3 separate regions of the Mus musculus genome follow, and all the other regions are linked to region 2. Evidence: chromatin loops called from intact Hi-C (ENCODE). Cell type or tissue: left cerebral cortex. All regions are shown on one strand. Links, peaks and the distances in the headings refer to the core of each region. The heading gives the core; the rest is flanking DNA.

Region 1 (5,610 bases), core at 1,247-3,746, 61 kb after region 2:
GATGGATGGGTGGATGGATGGGTGGATGGATGGGTGGATGGATGGGTGGATGGATGGGTGGATGGATGGGTGGGTGGATGGGTGGGTGGATGGGTGGATGATTAGTATGGGAGAGCTTGCCCATAGTTGGCAGAAACATCCCTAGGTAGATGCGTTCTAATTATATAAGAAAGCTAGTTGAGAGAGCCAGAGAGAAAGGGAGCAAGCAGTGTCCCGCCATGGTTCTGCCTCCAGTTTCCACCCAGACCTCAATGCTCTGACTTCCCTCAAGGACAAGTGTGACCTGAAAGTGTAACCTGAAATAAGCGCCTTTCTACCAAAGTTGCTTCTAGTCATGGTGTTTATAGCAACAGCAGAAATCATGACCTAAAACTGTTGATCAAAGCAGTGTTTCTCAAAGTTTATTTATCAAACCAGACTCCTGTCAGAGGATCTGTTTGTCTATATATTTAGGAAATTCATAGTATACATTTTAATATTAAAATATATTATGTATAATAATGTCCTAGTTGACTTTCTATTACTATGATAAAATGCTAACCAAAAGTGACTTACGGAGGAAAAAGTTTGCTTCATCTTAAAACTCCTGATTACAGTCTTTCCCTGAGGGAAATCAGGATTGGAACTCAAGGTAGGAACCTAGAGGTAGAAAGTGATGATGGAGCAATGTCATTCTCCATGGCTTGCTCAGCTTGATTATGTACGCGCATGGATATATACATTTACATAGATATGTGATACACACAGAATCCAGGCCTACATGCTGAGGCATGGCACCACCCACTCACACTAACTCTTAATCAAGAAAATGTTCCAAAGACTTGCCTACCAACCGATATGCTGGAGGCATTTTCTCAGATGAAGTTTCTCTTCTCAAATGACTAACTTGTGTAAAGTTGACCCAAAAAGAAAGAAAGGAAGGAAGGAAGGAAGGAAGGAAGGAAGGAAGGAAGGAAGGAGGGAGGGAGGGAGGGAGGGAGGGAGGGAGGGAGGGAGGGAGGGAAGGGAGAGAGAGAGAGAGAGAGAGAGAGAGAGAGAGAGAGAGAGAGAGAGAGAGAGAGAGAGAGAACTGCACAAATACATTTCAAAAGAGCCCTACAGGAAAGAGACCTGCTTAATATTTCTTAATCAAGTGTATTATAAGCTTATATTATTCCAGCCCATCCCTCACTAGATACCTATTTGCACTAAGAAAAGCTCATGAGGTATTTTTATGGAAGAAATACATGTTGGGTTTCACTTCTATTTGCCATTTAATCATATGGTCAAGACATCTCCAGGAAAGCATCTTTCTTAAAGTATGGAGATGGGATCCTCTTTATAACAACTGTAAACATATTTTCAAACTCGGATTGATCTGTTCCTGGAGCATGAAACTCATTCCCTTACAAAGCTAACCAACCCATCTGAATAGCTTCAGTATTAGAAAATCTTTACATCAGGGCCAAATCATCCTTCCCACAATGCATCAGGAAGCACTAAAATCTACCTCAAATTCAGCACCCTGCAAAGGAAATGAGTCACTGCTCTTCATGTTCACAGATGTCTCTTGTACTAATAGACGTACAAGCCTACATCTCTCAGATAACCTAGAGTTTCAAGTATGTCTCAGAACTACAGAGTCCTATAGCTTAAAGGGATTTTTTAAAAAATATTTTCTACTCCAGCCTCCTGGGCATTTGTACGTGTGTATTTGTTCACGGGTGTGCACATGAATGTGGGTAGAGGTGAACCTGCCGGAGATCAACCTCTGATGTCATTTCTCAGAACCTATCTATTTTGTTTCAGAGACAGGTTCACCTGTTAGCCTGGAGTTTACCAAGTGATATATCTGGATAGGTCAATGAGCCCATCTCCACCTCTGAGGGCTAGGTCTTCACCTCCTCAGACCACAGCATCCATGGTTTGGCTGCTCAACATTCCCCTGAACTCTTACATTCTTCCAAGTCAAAGGCCCTCCATGCCTGACTTTTTCACACAGGTTGAGGCTCAGACTTGGATACTTATACTGGCATGGTAATCGCTTTATCAATTGACCTATCTTCTCATCCCTCTACTCCTCTTATATTTCGTTTAATTTTATTATTTGTTGGGAGGGGATGACATACAGCCTCACTCTACATCTCAGGCTGATCTGGAACACGTCATTCTCTTGTCTTAACCTCATAAGCACTAGAGTTAGAGGTATGATCCATTATGAAAAGCTTCATTCATCTTTTAAAAATGCATGTCTTGTAAGATCAGACAAGCAAGAAAAGTACCATGTGCAAGCCTGGCTTTGAATATAGAATGCTTTGGGTGCTCTTTTTTTTTTTACTTCCCCAGGAATTCCTGGATGTTTGAGGTTCATGCCTAACCCCTCAGGTTCCTTCAGAGAAACACACAGAGATTCCCATAGCCTTCCTACTTGTACCCTTGTCAGATGCCACACTGGGAGCTAGATGAGTCAGAGAGCTCACCCAGCGTGGGGAGTTTTGTGTTCCAGCATCTCTCCTCCTGGAGTGTCCAAGCTGGGGCTGTTCTTCACCCCACGCTGCCTCCTCTCCATCACTGCCATCTGCACCTCCTTCCCAGGGATCACCATCTGCTTTCCTGAAACCACTCAGCCGCCCCCAGCTCTTTGCTCTGCTTACAAGCCCACTCCTTGATCCACTCTCCTTGCAACTTGAGCCTTTCTCTTTCCTTCCCACAATCTTCATTCATTCTATTTTCGCCTCCTCAGACCAGAGCTTCCATAGTTGTGTGCTCAACATTCCCCTGGATTCTTATATTCTTCCAAGTCAAACCTTTACTCACCAGGAAGTTCCTCAAGACTCTATGGTTGGAGTTATTTTGCCACCCAGTCATATATGTTTGCTGAAGAAATCACTAAAACTCATTATGACCCTTTTCTATACCAACCTAGGCACTTGTATTCTAAAATGTTACTCCTTATGCCCATTGCATACTCCTCTTACAGGAAGTCCTTCCTCACAAGACAGCAAAGGGTAAAGCATAGTACATATTAGGCAAATGCAGAGTGATACAACATCTCAATAATATCTCTGCAAGCAAAACATATAACCACCCATTCTTACAAAAGTCTGTTCTTCAGGGAACTGGGAGATGGCTCAGTTGGACAAATTTTTGCACTGCACATATGAGTGCCTAAGTTCAGCTGCTCAGGACCCATATAGAAATATGAGGATAGCAGCATCTGTAATCTCTGTGCTGGGGTAGGGGAGGAGGGTCAGAGACAGGCAGATCCCTGAAGCTCAGTGGCCAGCCAGTTGAGCCAAATTAGTGAGGTTACAGGTTCAATAAGAGACTTTGTCTCAAAAATTAAGGCAGAAGCCAGACATGGTAGTATATGTCTTTAATGTCAGCATTCAGAAGGTATCTGCATGTACATATACATAAATCTCAAACCAAAAGAGAGATAAAAATGTAGAGATAATCAGTTTTATAATACCTAAAACCTGCAAACAATAAGTTAAAAAAATGTAAGAATTTGGGCACTTAAGAAACTGATGATACTTCCCGCAAGAGTGGCATCTATTCTGCCCCATATGCTTGACACATGTCATCTCATTTAATATTAAGAGGAATTCTTGCCAGGCAGTGGTGGTGCATGCCTTTAATCCCAGCACTTGGGAGGCAGAGGCAGGTGGATTTTTTAGTTCAAAGCCAGCCTGGTCTATAGAGTGAGTTCCAGGACAGCCAGTGCTATACAGAGAAACCCTGCCTCAAAAAACCAACCAACCAAACCAAACCAAACCAAACCAAACCAAAACAAAACAAAACAAAACAAAAAAGAGGAAATTTTGAAGCTGGAAAAGAAGTTTAGAGAAGGAATTCAAACCTAAGCTTCAGGACAGGTTCACTTCCTTGTCCTCCGATATAATTAAAGGTATGGTCCAAAAGATTTTAGCCTCAGGTCCTTCAAGAATGGATCTTGTGTTATAGATATGAGCTTCATTACCTTGCTTCTTTCTTTCCCTCACTCGTAGTGCACCGCTTCTCAGACTGTGCCTTTTATACCTTCCTTTTCTACACTCCCTTTAGAATCCTTCCTTTTCTACACTCATGTTTTCCACTACTCCCTGGATGAAGTAGTGGTTATTCAGACTCTAGGAGACAGAAGTTCTACTCTAAAATCCGCCTCCCAGGCAAACTAGAGTCCTGCGTGAAGGCTGATGAAGAGGGACAGGGTTCAGTGACTAATGTTCACACACACTGATGGTAAAAATACATTTTAGATAGTGAAAATACATTGTTGACCAAGGAAACCTCAAAATACAAAAATCTGGCATGTAACTATGGGGACAAGGGAATCGACCTCTTCCCCCACCAAATACTCTGATGCATCTGCTTCCAAACTGGGAATTAACCTATGAATCTACAGTCTCTGGTAAATGAGGAAGTTGGCACTATTATGCCAAAAAAGCATATAAGAAAATTACTGGGAAGTCTATAAAATTGATTGAATATGTTGGATACGGGTGAGTGTGATACATCAGGTTTCTGGGAAAGGGGCAGGATGTTCTTCTAACTTCCTAGAGAAGTCAAGGAAAATGGATAGCAAGCCCATGGGTTCAGATGACCACCTCATTTCCTTCATCTCTAACGTCAACATAAGGTATCATAGAGAAAAACTCACAATGAGAAATGCAATACTCAGACACACATAGCAAGGTGTTCTTGCTTGGGCTTCTGAGAGCCAGTAGCCTTTACTAACTGGAAGTGGTTTCCTATCTACAACTTTTTCACAAGCCACACAATGGATTCTTCCTTCTATATTTGGTCTTACAAATCTATTTGTTAACTAACTCCCCTTCAGTGTTAATCTTCTAAGAGTCTACAAAGATATAGTTCAATTTTCATTCCCCTATTTGTAATATCAATTACAGGGAAATAAGCAATAAACACAAGACAGAGCTCCTGCTTATATACTTTACATCCACAGGTAATGATAGACACCAGACACCAATAGCACACATACACAGGAGACATCATTTTTTAATGCTGATAGCTACTGTGGGAAAAATGAAACAAAACCATGCGATGTCATGGGAAAATGACCCACTTCACACTGTATAGTCAAAATAGAGCCATGAAAAACTATTGCTCTGAGTTTTGTCTGATGGCATGCGTATAATACATGGATGCTTTCCAACACAGTGGGACAAACATCACTGATAAGGTTCCAGATAAAATGTATATAAAATTTCAGTAATGACATTAATAAGTCTCATTCTTAGAAGTCATTCTGTAAAATGGAGTGAGACATTTGCTACAGGGAGGACAGGAAAATGGGAAAATCAAACATGCAATACACACTTTTGAGGCTCAGGACACATACACACTCTTTTTAGCCTTTGGTGGTTGAGTACTGAAGGCAAGGGACTATGGCAGCAGACCACCTACTATCAAATCCTGGCTTTACCATCTACCAGCTGGGAGATCTTCGACAAATTGGAAAATATTGCCTTATTTTGAAATCTTTTAAACAGCTACAGGGCCATGGAGATTAGTCAGTGGGTAAAGGTGTTTGCCACCAAATCTGACAATCTGACTGCGATTGACGGGACCCACAGGATGGTGAGAACTATCTCCTGAAAGATACTGGAC
Region 2 (5,610 bases), core at 1,857-4,356:
GAACTGCTAGCCGAGGAAAGAGCTATAATTATGACAAGCCAGGCTTTCTTGTCCAGGAGCATAGGGTCTAGTGTAGAGGGAAGGGCAATAACCCTGGAAAGGAGTGTCAAGACCTGAGAAGAGACAAAGGTTTGGGATGTTTCACCCTCATCCATCCCTCTTCTAGTCTCTCTTTCCAAGGATGGATGTATTTCTATGACTGTATCTACATTTAAATAATTTTCTTCCCACACCCACCCTCTCGCTTCCTTATTTGTAGTGCCAAAAAAAAAAAAAAAAAAGAAAAGAAAGAAAGAAAAGAAAAGAAAGAAAAAAAAGAACCCAACACCCTGTCAGAGTAAAAGCAATTGTGAAATCTCAAGTATAGTATGGAGCTGTGTGACCACCTCTCCCTGGAACCATCTCCTGGGAAGAGGCATCTGTCATTTTCCATGAGTAGGAAGAGCTGAGGACCCAGGGTTCCATTCAAGACCATGCAGGGGCTGATCTTCACAATGCCTTCCATAGTAGTAAGGTCTCCAGAGTCTTGACTTTGGGTCAACTTGGAGCTCTTCTAGGAGCTGTATTCATATGTGTTCATACACGTATGCATGTATGCTTCCGTCTATCACATCTCTGTCTGTTGGTCTGTCTGTCTGTCTATCTCACTAATTGAGAGTATTTTTCTTCTCATTTTATGTCTGAGGCTAGAATTTATGTGAGGCTCTTTGAGCCTCTCATAACCAACTGCCTCCTAATACCTCTTCTCAACTCTTCTCCCTGGACCCACAGGAATTCTGCTGTACATATTAGACTCCATAGAAAATCTGGTAACTTTCCTAATTAAATGATTTTTTTCCCAAACACTCTGTCAGGTCTGTTACATCTGAGGATGGAAGCAGTGTAGACATCTTTTCTTTTTGTCACTATTTGAATACTCTGAGATCACTTGAGTGTACAGTGCCGAGTGTGGTCCCACCTCAACTCTTCTTCCCAGCTCTGACCTACCATGTGTGGTTAACTGGTGGTCGTATTACTTAAAAATATCACTCTTGCCCATCTGCAGAAGTAGTACACTTGCTCATACCTCGACTTTAGGCTTGGTCACATAATTTGCTTTGGTCAAAGAAATGCTTTCAGGCTAGTAGGAATGACATGACAAAATATTTGAAGAGAGTTCTCGGCTCTGTTGAATTTCTGCCAGCATTGGTGGGGTAGCCTCCCAGTCCCAAGAGGTGTCAGTCATCCAGCCCAACTATGGCCAACCTAACCAACCAAACCCCATCCAACGGATAATAGCTAGATCTACAGAATTACCTCGTGGATCCTGGTCTAGATTGACAGGCTTCTTATCTGTAAGGCAAACAATGCTTTCTGTGGCACACTAGCAAGACTTCTGAAGTTAGGTCATGATAACTAACAAATGCATCTCCCCCAAGTCACTCTTCCACATTGACTGAGATATTTGGCTGCTGTAACTTCTGTTTTGTATACTAACTCTTATCATAGTACTCAATGGCCATGTTTGTTGCTTTGACATCATGGTTCCCGACACCTACGCTCTAAGGAACTACTTCTTCCTCTCACTCCTTCAATAACTACTTAACCTGAAACTCTCCTAGAGCCATTTATCATCTGAACAGCTCTTTCAAATATTTTTCCACTTCCCATGTCCCTGTGACACCCACTCTGTATCCTGAGGACAGGCCCATGCCCCTGTGATCCTTGTCTGTATCCAAAGAACAGTCACAACTCCCCACCCTTTATGCCCACAGCATCACATGTTTTTCCTGTCTCATCATCTTTACTTCTTATCCAAAGAGAATCCATGGTTCTCTCATCCCTGGTCCTGCTCCTTGGGCTTCCCCTGCTCCAGAACAATGGGTCCATTTAAGAAGGCATTAGCCAAATGATGTCAATAAATGCAACTATCACCGTGTTCTGTTCCTAGCCTAGTTAGTCAACAATCTGTAACATTCCCCCAATCTCTCTCCTCTTCTTTACATCTTCTAAACCCTTTCCATCTTTCTCACTCAGCAAATGCCAACAGGGGCTTTCTTTTTCTGGGAAGACCTTCACAAAACCCTGAACTTTTTCCCTACCCTTCAGTTATACATTTTCTTAGCACACACCTACTCCTTTCCCCTCTCAACTTAAAAAAAGGACAAAAGAAATGATCCCTTCATATCTGACTCCCCCAGCTCTCTTCTTCCAAACCCTTCCATCTCCCCAGACCCTCCTCTTAACAACATTTATTTGATATCTCTCTCTCTCTCTCTCTCTCTCTCTCTCTCTCTCTCTCTCTCTCTCTCTCTCTCCAGGCTCCAGTGATTGCATTTCCACCTCACCCACTGCTCAGCAGCCTGCCAATAACCTGAAAAAGAAACAAGAATCTTCCCCCTTTTCAGGATATTCTCTGCAATCTTCCCCTCTATCAAAATTCATAATCTCTGAGATTTCTTTTCTCTCCCTATCCTCTGCCTTCTGGCATCTAAACCCGACATGTCCCCAACTCACACAGCTCTTCTCAAAGTTATCGGTGGCTTCTGAAATACTCAAACCAGTACCAATATGCCTGCCCTGCCCAAACACATCCTTCCTGCAGCCATCCCACTCTGGCTCTCTTCCTGTCAATTCCCTGAGCTGCCCTCCTGCCTCTCTAGGTGCCCTTGAAAGCTCATTCCAGTTGTTCTCTTTCCACCTCTGAACAGCAGTGTTCTTCATGGTTGTCAGCAGATGCCTTCACAACTCTCTCTGGTAGTCTCAGTCCTGGGTCCCCAAGAAACTCAGCTATAAGTGGAACAAACCCAAACTCATTATTTCCCTTCCCCATGTTCCTTTAACCATTGCTCTGAATTGGTCACTCCTTTAAGTCCTCCTCCTTTCAGCAGGCTCAACAAAGCATGTTCCCCTCCCTTCTCTCTATTTCCTCTCTCATCCATCATTTTACATCCCAGTGCTATCTTCTACATCTCTCTTTCTTCCTGCTTCCTCTTTCCCATTTTCTATATCCCTCTGCCCTTCCTTCTTCCAACCCACTCACCTTGCTAATTCAATCCAGACGAAACTCTCTAATAGTGGATCTTCATACCCCCAATGTCTTCCCAACTGCCACCTCTCCTTCTGTACAGCCTCCAAGCCAGAATTAACTTTCTGAAACCCACACTTAAACAGATCACTCCCAGACTTCTAAGGCAGCTCCTTGCGGCAAATAGGAAAGAGTCCAATCTCTTCACATTCAGATTCCAGAAACATTTTTGAAAATTCACCCAGCACTGTTCTCATCCTATTCTTGCAGAAATAGAGTGGCACATTTACTACCTCTATGGTAGAGATGGAGAAACTGGTGCCTTGGGGCTACAACACTTGAGGTAGCCCAGCAGGAAACTAAGTCAAGAGCAAGTCCAGGTCTTCTACCTCAGAAGTGTCTTTCATTTAGACTCATGACTGATTAGTTTTGGCATTAATGATGTTAACATTGACTATATAATCACCTCTGGCTATCTGATGAGATTTCTCAAAACCAGACCAGGAGGTCTCCAAAAAATTATCCTATCTAGTTTCCTCCAGAACTTAGTTTTCTTTGCTTTTTTAAAATTCTATAATTTAGTCTCCTAGAATTTTATTTTGTATTAGATATTTTCTTTACTTACATTTCAAATGTCATCCCCTTTCCTGGTTTCCCCTCTGAATCCCTCCCATCCCATCCCCTACCCACTGCTCACTAACCCACCCACTCCTGCTTCCCTGTCCTGGCATTCCCCTACACTAGGGCATCAAGCCTTCTCAGGACCAAGGGCCTCTCCTCCCATTGATGTATAAAGAGGCCATCCTCTGCTACATATGCAGTTGGAGCCATGGGTCCGTCCATGTGTACTCTTTGGTTGGTAGTTTAGTCCCTTGGAGCTCTGGGGATACTGGTTGGTTCATACTGTTGCTATTCCTATGGGGCTGCAAGCTCCTTTAGCTCCTTCTGTCCAGCACAAGGTCTCTAATGGAGGAGCTAGAGAAAGAAACTTAGTTTTCTGATTCTACTGTCTTTAGATTTAATGTAAGGTTTGAAATCCTCCTCTAATCATAAAAAAGTTCTTGATATTGGCTTTCATACACAGTGTACTGTGATCTCACCATCTCCTAGGAATATTTGTTCTGTACATGGGAGAGAGATTGCTTTGAGAGTCCTTGAATGAATTCCCCATAAGATTTTAACATTGATATCTAAACACCTAGTACCCAGTGTGACTTCATTTATTGGTATATTCTTTAAGAAGGTAATTATACTAAAATGAGGTCTTTAATACAGGCCTCATCCAGCCTGGACACTGTCCTTCTACTGGAGCAGAAAATGTGTAGATAGCCAAGAACAAAGTGAGCATGCTGTGCACATACAGTGGGGACACACCAGAATTTGTAAGCCAAGGAGAAAGGCCTCTGAAGAAACCAGGCCGTCAGACACATGGAAGCTGGACTTACAGCCAATAGTTTATTTGGCAGCCATGACCCATTAATTGAGAGGAATCTCCTTCAGAAATCCACAATTCCACAGTAGGTTGATGCTTTGGTCAGTTCTAGTCCCAAAGGAAAAGGAAAATACTGATGGAATATTAAAAATAGGAAAAGCCAAGGAAGACAGCAGATAAGAGAAGTGATACAAGCCACTGTACGTCTTAGGAATTGGACAAACAACCTAGAAGCATTAGCATGTCCCAAATAGGGCTGCTTTCCAATAACACATCTGGCTCATATTTCTATACTAAGAGATATTACTAGGAAATAAATTTTAATTACCCCTCTGTAATGGTTTGTATATCCTTGGACCAGGGAGTGGCACCATCTGAAGGTGTGGCCTTGTTGGAATAGGTGTGACCTGGTTGGAATGGGTGTGTCACTGTGGGTGTGGGTATAAGATCCTCACCCTAGTTGCCTAGAAGTCAGTCTTCCACTAGCAGCCTTTGGATGAAGACATAGAACTCTCAGCTTCTCCTGCGCCATGCCTGCCTGGATACTGCCATGCTCCCACCTTGATGATAATGGACTGAACCTCTGAATCTGTAAGCCAGCCCCAATGAAATGTTGTTTTTTATAAGACTTGCCTTGGTCATGGTGTCTGTTCACAGCAGTAAAACCCTAACTAAGACACCCTCCAATCCACAGTGTGCCTAATGGAGAATGTGGACTAACAACCCTTTATGTCATCATATAATCCACTGTTTTAGATGGAAGTCTCACTATACTACCCAGCCTGGCCTCCTACTCTTAGGCCAAGTGATTCTCCTGTTTCTATCTTAGTCATGGTCTATAGCTAAGACATTAGAAAAAGAAAAACAGAGCCAGAGAGTCAGCTCAGCTGCTAAAGATGCCAGATTTTCAAGAAAAACAGATCAGCTTAGAGAAATTAATATGGATATTATATATGTGCATATATATCAACATGGGTAGTTACAAAAATTTAGAAAAAGCAAGATACAGAATATCTGATGATACTATTTATATAAATTTAAAGAAGACTCATGCAGAACAACATAATGCCATATGTTGTTTACGTAGGCTTGTAAATGTATATAAAAGCATGAAAAACATTTCCTGCAGGCCCTTGTCAATATCATGAGAGTTCTCTCTAAAATGGGGTTT
Region 3 (5,610 bases), core at 1,247-3,746, 190 kb before region 2:
CCTTTACTCACTGGCTCAGAGACCTTAGGCAATTTGCTTAAAAACGGTGACTGTGGTTTTCTGTATAAGTATGCCGTTAAGAATAACATATACAGAGTGAACTCACTGCTGTTGTAGAGAGTCAAGGTTCAGTTCCAAGCACTGACATTAGGCAGCTCACAACTGCCTCCAACAGCAGTTCCAAGGGAGCTGATGCCTTTCTTGGGCGCCAGACACACACATGACACACATGGTTCATGTATATATTTACATATAGGCACTCATACATACACAACAATAAAAATAAATGAAGCTTCACCAACAACCAAACACATAGTCTAAAGACTATCTAAACAGGCCCATATCACAAAAGGAAATAGAAGAAGTCATTAAAAACCTCCCAACCCCCCAAAAAAGTCCAGGGCCAGATGGATATAGTGCAGAATTCTACCAGACCTTCAAAGAAGACCTGATACCAATTTTCCTCAAGCTATTCCATAAAATTGAAACAGAAGGAATACTACCTAACTTGTTCTATGAAGCCACAATTACTCTGATACCTGAACCACACAAGGAACCAACCAAAAAAGAGAACTATTCCTAAATGTGAACAAATACTTATCTACTTCATTGAAAACACCCAGTCAACATTAGCTATTATCTTGGAGGACTAAACACCGAATATCATCACTGTAGGTCAAATTGTAGAACATTAAGAAAACACCTTCAAAATCTAAGTGCTTCAGTGCATCAAAATTATGTCTTCTTTATACCAAATACAATCATATATTGCCCCAACACCTCAGAACCCACACTGAGCAACTGTAATGAGTGTATGGTGGCTTTGCCATAATTCACATCAGCAGCACGTTCCAAGATCAGTGATTACAGACATCATATTCAGTTAAACTCATTGGCCATATTTGGTCATATTGGCTCCATCTAATGTCAAGAAAGTCAACGAGAATTGTCCTATTATTTTTCTAATAAGAAGTAAATATGAGTAAGCAACATGAGTGAATGTCTAAACCTAATATGTTTTCACATGTTATATGTATTTTCTGCTTAAATGTGGCAAGTGTCCTGATACATTAGTATTTTATATTGAATAATAAAGAAAATAGTCAGTTGGTTAAAGGCCAATTATAAAGGACTTATAAATACGTTTTTTCTCAATAGGAAGAGGGATTACGAATACACAGAATCTCAGAATTAGTAAAGAACAAATGAGCCCATGAAATTCAACCTCCCATCCAATGCAATGATTCCCTTCAGCAAGGATGTCAAAGAAGTAACCCTTTACCCCAAAGGAAAAGCTGGCATCTCCCTCAGCCTCACACTTAAGGGAGCCATGGGGGCACCACTTGTCTGACTTTTATTTTATGTGAATTTATATCAGCAGGTAAGGTTCTCTGGGCCACAGCCATCCAGGGATAACCATGCATGTGAGTGATATTTTAATTTTTAAACCCCGAAGACTGTGCCATAACCATGTATCTATGATAGCAGAGCCAGTTTTTGTACTGAGTCATCTCAAGTTCTCAAAATAACTTTGTAGGAAGGTATTATATCGTCATTTCCAGATCAAGACACTGAGATAAGATATTTAATCTCCTTATCCAAATGAGTGTTAGTTGGGGGCAGAGCAGAGAGTCCGACAAAAGTGTCTCTCACCCAGGCTTAGAACTCCATCAAGGAAAGGTGGAGATGTATCTGAAGACCTTTACTTTTCTATCATCAGGTGCAAATGATCAAATAATGTTTAAAAGATACATGAATAGCAAGTCATGCACTATTAAACATGCTGTGTTCTGAAGACAAGTGTTGAATACATAGGAAATTTATAGTTGAGAATCTAGACCAGCACTTATAGACTGAGAGAAAAAAAAAACATTGAAACTAATCTTTAATACGCTGTTTCCTGTGAGAAGCTGGTACTGGCTTCATATCACATTATCTCACAGATATTTCTGTGATCCGTATTTATCAGCACACAAGTGAATGCAAATTACCCCAGGCCACCCAACTAAGAAATATAAGCTTTCTCTACCAAGATGCCTTTTATATGAGTAAAGGGAAAAATCAGTAGGAAACACCCTGACTTTCCTGCTGCTGGTGCCTTGACTGTCCCTCAGGATGATGTCCAGTAGAGTTTGAGCCACTTCAAGACAGTAAGTCTCTTCATCATCACAGCTCAAGTTCTACATCTTTCAGCCAAGGAGATTTTCCTTCATCAACTGAAGCCTTAAGACTTTGCCTTTGATTTGAGTCCAATGTTCCAACACAGCCCTCCTGACACCAGCTTCTCCACCCACATAACTCCCCATATGCTGACACTCAACCAGCACCATCTGTAGGATCAGAGATGTGCTTAGTCCCTCTGCTTGGAATAGGAACTCCTGCTAAGAAATAAAGGAACTTAAGGGCCATTGCAAGAGCCAGTTTGTATATAAGTACCCAAACCACACAGGCTATCTTGTTAGTTTGCGTAGTTGCTATGATTTATGTATCAGGAGGTGAATAAATCTACTTACAAATAAGTTTCATAAATAGCTATTTAAATAATTATACATAAAACAAAAAAGCTAGTTTATACTTTGGAGGTCTTTTGTTCTATTTATTATTTCCATTTCTTTAAGCCTTGAGCCCCATTAGTATATTGCTGAGAACAGAGTGAAAATATTGATGGCTAAGAAGATAGAGAGAATGGGAGAAAATACCACTAAAGCACCTTTGGGTCACGACCCCTTTGGAGTGAATGACATTTTCACAGGGGTCCGATAGATCATATATTTACATTATATTCATTATAGGAGAAAAATTACAGTTATGAAGTAGCAATGAAAAGTTTTATGGTTGGAAGTAACCACAACATGAGGAACTCTACGAAAGGGAGCATTAGAAATATTGAGAACCACTCTTCTCTAGGAACTGCAATATTGGTCATCACTCGACAAGTCTTCTGTGGAAGATTTTATCACCTATTTCTAAAATATACTGAATATATCTTTAAAATCCCCAGGAATCAACTATTTCTTCATTCTTGCTCCATTGTTATAGCCAGTGGTCTAGACTGGTTATTTCCCTGGGTACAATGAGAGCTCTAGATATAGACAGGCAACTTAATAGGACCAACAATAGAACAAATTCAGGACTCTTTAAAAAGTTGCTTGAGAAAGGAAGCCTCTCAACCCACCAAGCAAGACATGGAGCTGTAGCATCAATTTTGCAGTCTTTAGGTGAGAGAGAAGCAGAACCAGGTTGAAAGATGAAACCGTGGGACAGGAGTACATTGTAGAAGACCTCTCTTCAACCTACATTTTACATCCAAAGCCACTTCTAGAGGGAACCTGCTATAATGCCTTTTGTACTTAAGGAAGTTTGGTTAGGTTTCCTGCCATTTAATGAAAGTAGACGTTCCAAGGTGTCATAAATAGCAGGTCTCACAGTCACAATGAAGTATACACTCCTAATCATTTCTCTCTGTCTTTGTGCACCTGAGAAAACCAAGAAGATCTGACAATATCATGCAGCAGCCCTGTATCATTTTAAATGCCATCTGTATCCCCATGCTCCTCTCTTCCCATCTCAGGCACCAAACATATGAATGCCAACTTTGTATAAAGATGTTAGGAATCTGAGTTCTTTTCATGAGAATAACTCAGCTGAGTAAAAAAGAGGAGGAGGATGAATTCCCAAAGGCTACTTTGGAGATGATGGGCACAGTCTGGGTCACACATGTCTTTCCTTTCGAATTACTTATTCTTTGGCTTTAGGAAGGACATTAAACAGCATGGGGTCCCAGTGTCCTCTCTTACAAATGGAGGGTGTGTATCATGAAGCTGTTGTGTCAATTCAATGACTCAGTCACAAGTCACATGTACAAAGACCAGCAAAGGACTGATGTGTCATGGCTACTTTCTGTGTTTTCATTTCTCGTGGGACATTCTCCAAAGCAGTAAGTGATATGACTTACCTTCCTTTGTAGTTGTAGACACTACCTCAATCTCCATCCCTAAAAGCATGTATTGGATGAATGAGTGACCCTTGACAGGGGGCCTGTAAAACTATTTATATAGTTCCGCTTGATCTTACAGTGTTAGGAATAGGTCTCTAATTGTGGAAATCAAAGCCCTGGTTAGAACTTTGCAGGAGAGGATATTTGACCATCCCCATTTTGGTGGTGTCTATCAATAGTTTATAAGTAAATGCATTGGGTAGAAGCCATTGTAGGAACAATTCTTAACCCAAGAAGTTCTGCCACCCCCAGAAACCTCCATTTTTAACCTTAACCTGCTTTAGGTTTTGAGACACAAAGCATTTTTCTGAGCCCCCCAGCAGGCAGTGGAGAAACCCATCAGGAACTCCCTCACCTTCCTGCCTTGAAAGCCATAGAATTGTCTAGCAGTCCCTAAAATTGGCTCCTCTGGACTAGTGCTGCTTTTGCAGTCCCTAGACTGCCATCAAGTTGGCCATGAGCTGTGAGCTGCCTGCCGACTACATGTTTCTGTTTCCATAGCAAATGCACCTTGAGTAAAGATACTGTAAAGGGAAATGTGTTACAGGAAAAATGAGGGGAAGGAGGCAGTTGCGATGGAGAATGAGATTCAGCTTCCGAGAGAGCAAGCATTTTCATGTGATAAATCTCTCCACTGTGTGGACTCACTAGTCCCAAGCAGTGTTAACAATTTCTTCCATTATCTTCTTGCTCTGACATAAGCTTGGGAGATCAGAAGTGTAAGCAGGTAATTCAATTGCCTCTCCTCCCTGCCAAGCTGTTAAGCAGGCACTTCTACCATTGCTCAGGCTTAGATCAGGTTTCCCAAAGGCTGCCAAAACAAGCGAATAAAATGAGCCCTGTGAGAAGCAGGGGAAGAATGTGGGGAGACTGAGGCATGGTCTTCCATGCGGATGCAAACAGTTTTGTTGCCATGTACTCGTTAAGCCCTTTGTGAGATAGAGAGAAGACCACAGACACATAGTAAGCTGAAAGTAAGAGGACAGCTTTCCTTCCTGTAACTATTCATAGAAATAATAATTTGATGTTTATTGCACAGACAGCAGAGGGTTGAGGGTTCATGCACCTGTGTCATGATTTTATTCTACATTTATTCATCCAACAACCATTTCTTGAATATATCTAAGGCAATCTGTATATCTGGACAAACATACACATGCATACACATACACTCATGCACACACACATATACACACACACACACATGCGTGTGTGCATGCACACAGAAGCAATAAGGAGAGTATTTAGTATTTATAAAGAAAGCCTTCGGGAACGAATGGGGATGCAAAGGAGTGATGGGGTGGATTTGTTCACAATATATCATAAACATGTATGAAATTGTCAAAAATAAAATTTAAAAAAATGTAAAGCCCAGTGAGGCAGGAACACCAACATTGGAACACTAAGAATGAAAGAGGTGACATAGGTTTAAAGGGGATTTGGATATACAATTAACAAAACTTGCTGGACTGCTGAGATACATAAAGGATATACCTTTTTTCTGCCCATGGTACCAAAAAGCAGAAAAGAAAGAGGAGAAGTCATGTTAGTAGGATTATTCCCAAACATGACTAGGGGCAATGTGATCACCCACAGATAAATTCAGTACAGAC

What was found. Peaks named below come from ENCODE experiments on the same cell type or tissue, not always from the same donor. Only the 100,000 strongest peaks of a DNase experiment are listed, where the experiment ranks them.
Region 1: a loop joins it to region 2, with 6 times the contacts of the local background. A loop is called at or near these places in 2 of 42 quality-filtered maps.
Region 3: it touches region 2 in a loop (2.5-fold over the local background); 2 of 42 quality-filtered maps call a loop at or near these places.

Annotation. Positions count from the first base shown.
Region 1 is chr12:88,710,575-88,716,184 of GRCm38, reverse strand. No RefSeq gene overlaps it. Among named protein-coding and RNA genes, the nearest start is that of Nrxn3, 81 kb to the left of the region's middle. In left cerebral cortex, for the core only: no CTCF peak of the experiment used is centred there; DNase peaks (open chromatin) are centred at 1,521 and 2,562; H3K27ac peaks cover 593 bases.
Region 2 is chr12:88,772,415-88,778,024 of GRCm38, reverse strand. It overlaps a transcript of Nrxn3 not described here. Among named protein-coding and RNA genes, the nearest start is that of Nrxn3, 19 kb to the left of the region's middle. In left cerebral cortex, for the core only: no CTCF peak of the experiment used is centred there; DNase peaks (open chromatin) are centred at 2,519 and 3,150; H3K27ac peaks cover 1,257 bases.
Region 3 is chr12:88,957,703-88,963,312 of GRCm38, reverse strand. All of the region lies in intron 3 of Nrxn3 (neurexin III), which reads right to left. The region is part of intron 2 of Gm40537 (a long non-coding RNA gene); the gene reads left to right. Among named protein-coding and RNA genes, the nearest start is that of Gm40537, 12 kb to the left of the region's middle. In left cerebral cortex, for the core only: no CTCF peak of the experiment used is centred there; DNase peaks (open chromatin) are centred at 1,544 and 2,285; H3K27ac peaks cover 2,500 bases.